Regions from separate parts of the Homo sapiens genome. Here all the other regions are linked to region 3. Evidence: chromatin contacts called from ENCODE Hi-C or POLR2A ChIA-PET data. All regions are on one chromosome and are shown on one strand. Each heading gives the region's core, a stretch centred on a gene start or an enhancer-like site at or near the end of the contact. The rest is flanking DNA. Distances are from core to core; before and after follow the strand shown. Region 1 overlaps PDE4D (phosphodiesterase 4D). Region 2 holds the start of GAPT (GRB2 binding adaptor protein, transmembrane). Region 3 overlaps PDE4D (phosphodiesterase 4D).

Region 1 (3,147 bases), core at 153-2,652, 660 kb before region 3:
TTTTGTGTAGTCAGAGTACCCAGGGCAGTTTCTCACACATTCTCTCGTTTTGTCTCATAACATCCCAGGAGCTGGATATAATCTGTGATTTATGAGGAGAGAAAGTGAGAGACAGAGGTGTAAGTGAGTTGCCTAAGGTCACTCAGAGAGTGAGTGGCAGAAGCAGCACTTGAATCAAGTCTTAGGATTCTAAGCCCGGGGCTGTCTGCTCCCTCCTAGACCTGTAACTTTAGAAGCAGGAATTTATTTCATATTGCTTATATTTCAGTATTTATTTTTAACCCTTACAGGGCCCGGTCTTGTGACTGACTGTAATTGAGAAGGTACTCTACAAATATTTTTGAAAGAATAAATAAAATGAATACTACAGACCATGTTAATAATGTCAAATAACTCTGGGAGTTTGAGGGATAATTCTGTCAATACGAGTTGAGGGTGTGCTTGGCCTCTCCATCATTTACCCTGCTTTTATGAGGGTTAGCAGCACAATGTCTTCATTCTAAAACACAGAATCATGAGGTTAAAGAAAGCATGCAATGCCATCAGCTGAGAAGAACCAGAATTCACAGTGCAGGTTCTCTAAAGTGGTTTTGTGTTGCTCTCAGCGCCGTGAACTCCCACCATTATATTCATAGCTTTTTAGCCTTTGGCTAAGATCAAGTAGAGTGTTTGTTCTCCTGGCTTTTAATAAGTAATGTGTTCTCCATCCAAGGACAACATATTTAGGCTGTACATGCATTACGAAGTATTAAGCTCCTGTAACAGTAAATTTCTCAACAGGAGATTTATGTGAATTCTCTTGGATGTTATTCTGTTGACATTAGGAACAATTAGGAATATAAAATGCCATGGCAGATTTTTCTGTGATGCTGGACGTACTGTCAGGACTCTGAGTCTGTGTACTCGGAAGTCTTCCTCAGACAGGGACAAGGCGCATTCTCTTTCTTAGGAAGAGAATTAACAGTGCACTCCCACCTCCCTGTGCTCACCACATGGGCACACATCCCAGGGCGAGGGTGGAGTGAGCTCAGAAGAACCCACGCTGAGCACAATGAAAGCAAAATTATTATCAGAGAAAGAAACAGATTGCAGCAACCTGGGTTTAACAGGACACATAGTAGTAGACAGGAAGTTTTTCGTGATCTATAACACATTTTCATATTAGGGTCATGTTAATTTCACAATGAATTGCATATTAGGCTCAATTAGAGAAACAATAAAGAAGGAAGACGGGATGACAGAAAGCATTGAAGAGGAGGAAGCAGAATGGAGGCAGAGGGTGGAATCAAAAATAAGGACAAAGAGAGGAAGGGGAAAGAGAAAGAAAATGAGAAGTAACGTCAGCAGCTCCGTAGGTTCTGAGGTGAGTTAGCTGGTCGTAGGTCAACAGCTTTAGTCACACATCCTGTTATTCACTTTGGGCATCAGAGCACATTTTCACTACCCTTTGAAATTTCCATACAGTCTACAGCGATTTTGTAGCAATCTTTCTTTACCGGGAAATTGCTTATCTGCTTTTCTTTTCAATCTTTGAGGTCAACTTATTAAAGGCTTTAGTTTCACATGAAGCCCGAAATATTTTGAAGGTAAGAAAAAAATGTGCCTTTGGTCTTAAATATTTCCACTTAAATCTTGATTCTGGGCTACTTTAATAATTCCAAAATAAGAGTGAGTGGCTTCTTTTTTCAATAACTGAAATACAACATTTAAAAACACTCATGTAATTATTTTGCTGTGTTCAGTTGTTTGAAAGTAGACAAGGTTTGATTTGACAGAGCTGTGTTTTAACCTGGGCTCTACATGTCACTAAACTACTGTCCCCTGTAAGCTCCTGTTTCCTCGTCTACAGATAGAGGTACTCCAGTAGCTCTCCAGGCTCTGTGTGTCTCTGTCACAGGTTTGGCATAAAGTAGACAGGAATGGTGTCAGTTCCTCCCTCCCCAAACTCTCTCCAATGACACTCCCACCAAGTGCAGAAACGTACAGAAAGAACTCTTCCTGCTTTTCAACTTCCATTGATCACACTGAAAGAAATATCACATTAGCTTATAAGGCTCAAAATTATCTTCAGTGCTATAGCTCTGTGTACTCTAAAATCAGAGCAACATAACTTTGGTTCTGGATGAAATCGAATCAGGACCTGACTCTACTCCTAGAAGAACGCTGACCCCAAACTCCTGTTTTGCAGAACCCTGAAGGAGCAAGTAAAGATGCCAGCCATTAAATATGAAGACCTTCAGAGACCTAGAACTAATGGAACTAAATCAAGGATTTCTATTTTATCTTAGATTAAAATGCCATTTATATGCATTCAGGGCATAGTTTTCACTCCCATGAGGAATAGATTCATACCTGTATAAAGCTGGGAATATAATGACTAATTAAATATACTGTATGACTTCAATATAGCCAAGAAAATTACAATCATTCCAAGTAATACTGTTTTTCCCCAGACACAAATCTGAGGATCTTGAATCTTAGCACTGGAAGGAATGTAGACATCACGCAGGCTCATCACTTCTCTGGCACAGAACTTGACTTGCCTTGAGCACATGTCTGGTAGCTTCTTCCTGGGAACATAGATGACATAACGCATATTGCCTTTCCAGGCAGCTTGATCTGTCATGAGACAGCTCTGGCCTTTTAGAAACCAGCCTTTATACTGAGCTGTGAGCCTGCTTCTCTGTATTGCACATTTTTTGTTCTTAATTCTGAACAAAAAGTTTTTGTGAATTTTCTTCCTGGAAATGGTCTTCACCACTTGAAACAACTGTCATGCCCATCTGAGCATATTTCTTAGGTGAGGCTTCCCAGTTTGGGAGACGCTTCTCTCATAAAATATTTCTGAATTCATCAGTATCTCTGTTCCTATAAAACGCGTGGCTGTCTACTTCAGGCAAATCCTAACCAAGCTCAGGTAACAGTGAAGTGATTGTTTGCTGTGAAACAGTATTGTACTGTTGAAGTTAAAGAGGTCTATGATTACATTGTGTTTATTTTGGATTTTGCATTATTGAGTATTTTTTACTTTATTTTCTTTTTGTAAAGCCCATATCACTACCTATAACAAGCTTTTGATAAGTGAACTTTCTAATTTTTCCTATTCTATAGCTATGTAAGGGAATCTTTAAATTTTGCCAGGACTTT
Region 2 (2,706 bases), core at 25-2,524, 640 kb after region 3:
AAATTTGTCCAAGGTTAGAATATATTAATATGCAAATATTTAATTTGACATTTCATAAAAGAAAATTAAATAAGATGTGCAGCTAATTTATACAATTTTTTGATAAAAATACAGGGACAAGCACCCCAGATGCAGAAACATTTTAATCTCCTTGGAATTTTTGGGAGTAATATTGAGGTTGAGAACTGTATGGTCCGCCACATAAGATTTACAATCTGCAGGGTCCCTCCTTTATAAGGCCAGCCGTGCTTGTGTTCAAGGACAAAAGTTTAGCCAAATGACTTTAATCATTAGGACCTCATTTCCTGTCTGAAACAGATGAGCACCAATTATCTGCAAGATATTTTATGGTATACATGGTTAATGATTTAAGAAGTTATTTGCCAGAATATTTGAAATAAATTTACAAAATACACTTTAAGTATTGATTGAAATTAATCAACTTTTTGAAAGATACTAGGCCTGCAACAGAAGTCACGGTGAGGGTTGAGGAAGGCTAACTATTGTCACTTCTGTAGCTGAGGATAAGGCAATAAATTACTCTCTTAATTTTTAAGAAGAAAAGGCATTTTTACCATCTATGTTATTCTATGTAGAGTAGAAATTCTGGTACATCCAAAATATTAAAATTGTTTGTCTAAGAGATATTTACCAAGATAAAGACAAGAAGACTTTTTACAGAAAAAGAAATGCATCATTTTCTTCGAAATAACATTAGAGGAAAAAACCTGTGAGACATGAACAAAGACCTACTATAATGAAAAACATATTTTAAACAATAACCATTCAAATATAGTTTAACACTTAAATAATGTTCACTTTGACCAGTTTGAAAGAAGACTCTGTTTTCATTTTGGAAAGCAGTTCCAACAGGTTACCTAACAATTTGACATTTTTCTTAAAATCGCAAATTGTTGAGAAACTTCAGGAATTTTCAAGTAAGAGAATGCCCTGCTGTTTGGAAACAAGGTAACAGCAAAGCATAATCATATTGTAAAGAAACATTAACATCACTCTCAGTTTGTAAATTGGGTTTCCCCCTTACAGCTACGTAAGGCATTTTTTTCTAAAAACTGTAGTAAGATAAAAATCATTGATTAATTAAAGACAAACTTGTTTCTTATAGTGTTTAATCATCCAAATACCTTAAATCAGGTTCTTACTTACCTCAAGATTGGTGTGTCAAGCTCTCTCTTTTGTTCTTTTGGTTATGTTTTAAACCTGCATTGGGTTAGAACTTGTTCCTCTTTTTCACTTTGGTGGGTTACTTCCTTCTTTCCCTCCTTCGTTCACGCTATTTAATACTTGCAAAGTTTCCTGGCTCTAGAGGAAGTCAGTATCAGATGCAGCAGAATTAAGATAAATGGCGTGAGGTTTTGAATAAGGAAGTCTGGCCCTTCATCTTTGTCAAGTAATAGTTTTTTAACTGTGTCAGAAAATAATACGTAAAGCCTACATGGTTTTTTATTTGGGCCATATTTGCAGTTCCCACTTTAATATCAATAAAAGTCACTTCACTTGTACTTTGATTTTTTAAAAAAAGAAATATTTTAATTGTAGTAACACATAGGTCTTGGGCTTTTATTATTATTATTATTATTTACTTGTGTTGCTAGACCAGTCCTCTCTTCAAATATTAATATTATGTACCAATGCTCCCAAGTTATAGCCATACAGGTCAAATCAGTGTCCCAATTTGGGTTTGGAAAATGTTAACGTTCTTTTAAATTTATAAATAGGAATTTCCTAAGGTATGTTTTGAGGCCCATTACCCCTGAGATATGCTAGCAGCTCTTCCATCAAGTAAATGTGGGGAATACTGCTTCCCTGGAGATTCATGGGTACATCAGCATGCTAAAGGCTCTCAGCAGTCTTACAGCCAGCAAACAAAATAAAACCAAATAAGAAAAAGAAATTGTTTAACTTTGCTTAATAATAGTAGTCAGTATGTTCCTAGCACTAAGTACTCCAAACCTTTTGTGTAATACTCAGCAAATCTTGGCAACAACCCTGTGAGGGAGAAAAACTGTTATTAGTCCTATTTTACAGAAGAGGAAACAGAAGCACACAGAATGATCACTTGCCCGACAGAGCCTGCAGTTTGCCCCCAGCACCTGTGTGCTAAACCACTGCACTGGCTGCCTTGCTAGATTGAGTAACATGTTTCCCACATAGATACGCTTACCAAGAGCATCTCTTGGAGTCCAACTCATGGGAACACACACAGTGGGAGATGCTGAATTAGACAAATTACAGATGAATTCGACAGATGAGATGACAAAGTAATGGAAAATTTGTCTTTTAAGTTGTCTTGGAACTTTTTGAACCACAGAGGATTAACTTTGCATAAGGTGGTTTTAAAAAAGAGGATTTAGTTACTGAAATAACTACTGGACATTGGAAGGACAGGACGTATTATTAACACTTGCTGAGCACTGACATTATGCCAGGCATTGTGCTAAGAGATGAGGATGCAAGAGTGAATAAGCTCCCTGCAGCACTTAAAGCCAAGTAGAGAGGCTGCTGCGCCCACAGAACATTTCAGATCAAAGTGATAATGCCTAAGAAAGACAGGATTATGGACAGGGACAGTGGAGGTAAAGGAAAGAGGCATCCAGCTCAGAGGGTGGTCAGGGAAGGCAAGACCTGAGCTAAGCCTCATAGAATAAGGTGTTAAGGCAGAATAGGGGTGTCCTGGACAAAAAT
Region 3 (2,823 bases), core at 97-2,596:
AATGGAGAAAGTTCATCATCCCCATAATAATTGCCCCCAAACTGCTAGGTAGGAATGCATACTGGGTTTAGTATGTATTAACTCCCTTGTGAATTCAGCTTTTGAGAGCAGACCTCTTAACAAGTCATGAGTATTTAGAGTGAAATATTTAATTCTTAGTGATACTATTTTCCTATTCTGCTATTATTATTCAGCTATGATTATTTTCCTTCTCCTCCCAACCTCCTATTTCTTTTTCTTTATTAAAAAAAGGAGAGGAGGTGCATGCTGCCATCTGGGGTGAATATGGGCTTCACGTGGGGACCTGGGCGCTGGTTCTGATCCAGAGAGTGAGCTAGGAGCACTTACACAAGAGGGTCTTAGCCACTGTGTCGGGGGAATAGCCTTATATCAAAGACTGAAGCCTTTTAGTAAAACCTGAAGAATAATCAGAAGCAGCATTGACTAGTCTCTAACCTTGGTTGAGGGACACACACACACACACACACACACACACACACACACACGGCTCTGAAAGCTCAGACACGGAGGACACGCTGTGATCCACTTAGCCCTCTCTTCTCCTTCAGGGGGTCCTTGCAGGACAGAACGCTAAGGAACAAAGTCTTAACTGGCAAGCTGCCGGCAGAAGGAGACTGTCTGGTGGATTGCAGCGCTGATTAGGAACGGGGAGTCCTTTGCGTTTCAGAATCCGGTCCACATTTTGCTGAGAGCCCAGGCACTGTGAATAAGAGGAGCCTCTGAGGACTGGTTTCTGATGTCGCACTAGGCATGATAAGAATGCCATTGACGTCAGCAGAGTCATCATCAGGGAGAATGGCACCCCAGCTCTTGAAACCACACCAAGCAATTGCAGTGCTTTTGAAAATTAAAAGCCGGTGCTGGAGTGTGGGGGGTGAGGTGGGGGGTGGGGGGGTGGGGAGGGAAAGAAGCAAAGAGGGAAGTCGTGGCTCCAGCTGAACTCTTCTTTCTTCTATGCGTTTCCTGTATTTTAAAAAGGCAGGCTCACGGCCCTCCTGTGCACACGCCCGCTCACTCACACACACTGCTGCCTGGGCTCATTAACCTAAATTGGGGGAGGTGGGGGAAGAAGAAAGAGAGAAAGAAGGAAAAAAATTAATTCTGTTAACACTTCTGCATGCACATAAAACAAACTGTGCCACCCAGGTGCTGGACAGAGGCCCTGAGCCACATAAGCCTCTGAGAATCAAATTGCTGAGGTAAAACTGATATGCTTTAAATGTGTGTTGATGAAGAGATTACAAGGGAGGAATTAAACACTTCAAAGGAGCTACTACAAAGCAACAATCACTCTTCCCCCATCCCTCACACACGCACATTACTGTGGACGCTTGCATGTTTGTGTGTCTGCCTGAGAAAATGGCAAAGTTGGTTTAGGAAGGGAACACTGCAGGCATGTTGTGATTTCAGCTTTCACAGGCAGCTCCAAGAACATCACCTCCAGCTATAATTCAACGGTTACCTGGACTGGAAAATGTCTTGGAGGTTACGAAGTCTTTGAATTCTTTAGTGTAAATTGTCTCCGCTTTGAAATTCCACAATTGATCGAATCCTTTCATTCTCTTTCCCACTCCTAATTGTTCCACTCTAACTCTCCACCCACCGCCAGGAATATGAAAACAACATAGAGTAGAACTGATGATATCAGCTGTATAACACGCTTTATTTTACGGCATTAATGGGCAGCTTTCCAAGTCCATAAAAATCTTTTGCTGATCTGATTTTAATATCCATATTCTTCAGTTATACTAGAAAGAATGATTTCCGAGATGTGGAAATGTTAGCCGGGAAACAAAAGGACATAGGCACATAAAGCAAAATCTGGCAGGAAATGTGGGTTTAATAAATTGAATTATGTGAAACTCCTATTTCAAATGGACTGATACTAGAGGAGCAGCCCTCGAGAGATATGCACAGTAATGATTCTTCGTTTTCAAAGACCTGTTTCTTTTTGAAAAGGAAGAAGCCCTGAACAGCATTCCTTTCAAATACACAAAGGTAGCTAAAGTACAACCTTCTCCTCTTTCCTATTTGTTCTTTAAAAAATTGTAAAAATTATATTAAGTGTGCTTCTTGTGATAGAGTCAATAAAGGGAGAAGGAGTTTAGCAAAGCACATTTACTATATACTCTTAACCCGTCTTGCTTACTGTAATAATCGAAAGAAAGATGGCTAATTGTCTTGCAGGAATTTGGGTTATCCTCTGAAAGGATACAAGTAAATTTGTAACTTGGGTCGTATTGGCTATTTTTTGTTCTCTTTTGCTTTCATTTTTGTTTTGTCTGAGGTTTATAAATGGAACCCTTCTTTCCTTTCTTCCTTTTTTCCTTCCTTCCTTCTTCCCTTCCTTTTTTCCTTTCTTCCTTGCTTTCTCTCTCTCTCTCTCTCTCTCTTTTTTTTTTTTTACAATTGTACTTAAAAGAATAAAGGATTCTGAAAATCAGTTCCAGGATCCAATAAGGGCCTAGATTGTATATCACAGGATCAGAGCCCCTTGCTCTCAAATTTATGATTGTGAGGATGTATTATTGTATTTGGGGGATCAATAAGCAGAGCCAGAGCCTTCACACAAGGCTCCTTGTGCCCCCTCCCCCGCTCCATCCCATGAGGTTAAAAAGCACTGACTTTGACTTTAACACTGTGAACAAAATACAGAACAACTGTTTCAATTCCCTTCACTATTTCTGCTATGTGCCTAGATTAGATGTTTTCTGACCTGTCTCCCTAAGTTGTTCCTGTCACTTGTGTCTGTCATTCGCTCCCCCATCGCATCCTGCCCAACCCTCCCTGTCTATGATTCGA

The links. A loop is a pair of places that touch in the nucleus more often than their neighbours do. ChIA-PET counts read pairs that join two places held with the same protein, here RNA polymerase II (POLR2A). Pooled maps may share reads with other maps.
Region 1: a loop to region 3 is called in a map of B cell, with 20 times the contacts of the local background. The contact joins two enhancer-like sites. A Hi-C loop is called at or near these places in 1 of 168 maps with a recorded cell type or tissue (B cell), 1 of 37 single-sample maps with no recorded cell type and 7 of 50 pooled maps.
Region 2: a map with no recorded cell type shows a loop between it and region 3 (2.2-fold over the local background). The contact joins the promoter of GAPT here to the enhancer-like site in region 3. A Hi-C loop is called at or near these places in 1 of 37 single-sample maps with no recorded cell type. POLR2A ChIA-PET finds 5 or more read pairs at or near these places in 1 of 52 experiments (RWPE1).

What each region holds. Positions count from the first base shown.
Region 1 is chr5:59,788,811-59,791,957 of GRCh38, reverse strand. The region is part of intron 1 of PDE4D (phosphodiesterase 4D); the gene reads left to right. The region is part of intron 1 of LOC105378988 (a long non-coding RNA gene); the gene reads right to left. Among named protein-coding and RNA genes, the nearest start is that of MIR582, 87 kb to the right of the region's middle. Within about 2 kb of position 1,402, at least 6 of the 41 ENCODE cell types and tissues checked have a DNase peak (open chromatin) inside an H3K27ac peak, as active enhancers do.
Region 2 is chr5:58,490,003-58,492,708 of GRCh38, reverse strand. It overlaps GAPT (GRB2 binding adaptor protein, transmembrane), which reads right to left and starts at 1,274. Exons shown (of 3, transcript NM_001304431.2): 1 at 1,168-1,274.
Region 3 is chr5:59,125,699-59,128,521 of GRCh38, reverse strand. All of the region lies in intron 5 of PDE4D (phosphodiesterase 4D), which reads left to right. Among named protein-coding and RNA genes, the nearest start is that of PDE4D-AS1, 87 kb to the right of the region's middle. RefSeq lists enhancers at 1-836, 837-1,747. Within about 2 kb of position 1,346, at least 20 of the 41 ENCODE cell types and tissues checked have a DNase peak (open chromatin) inside an H3K27ac peak, as active enhancers do.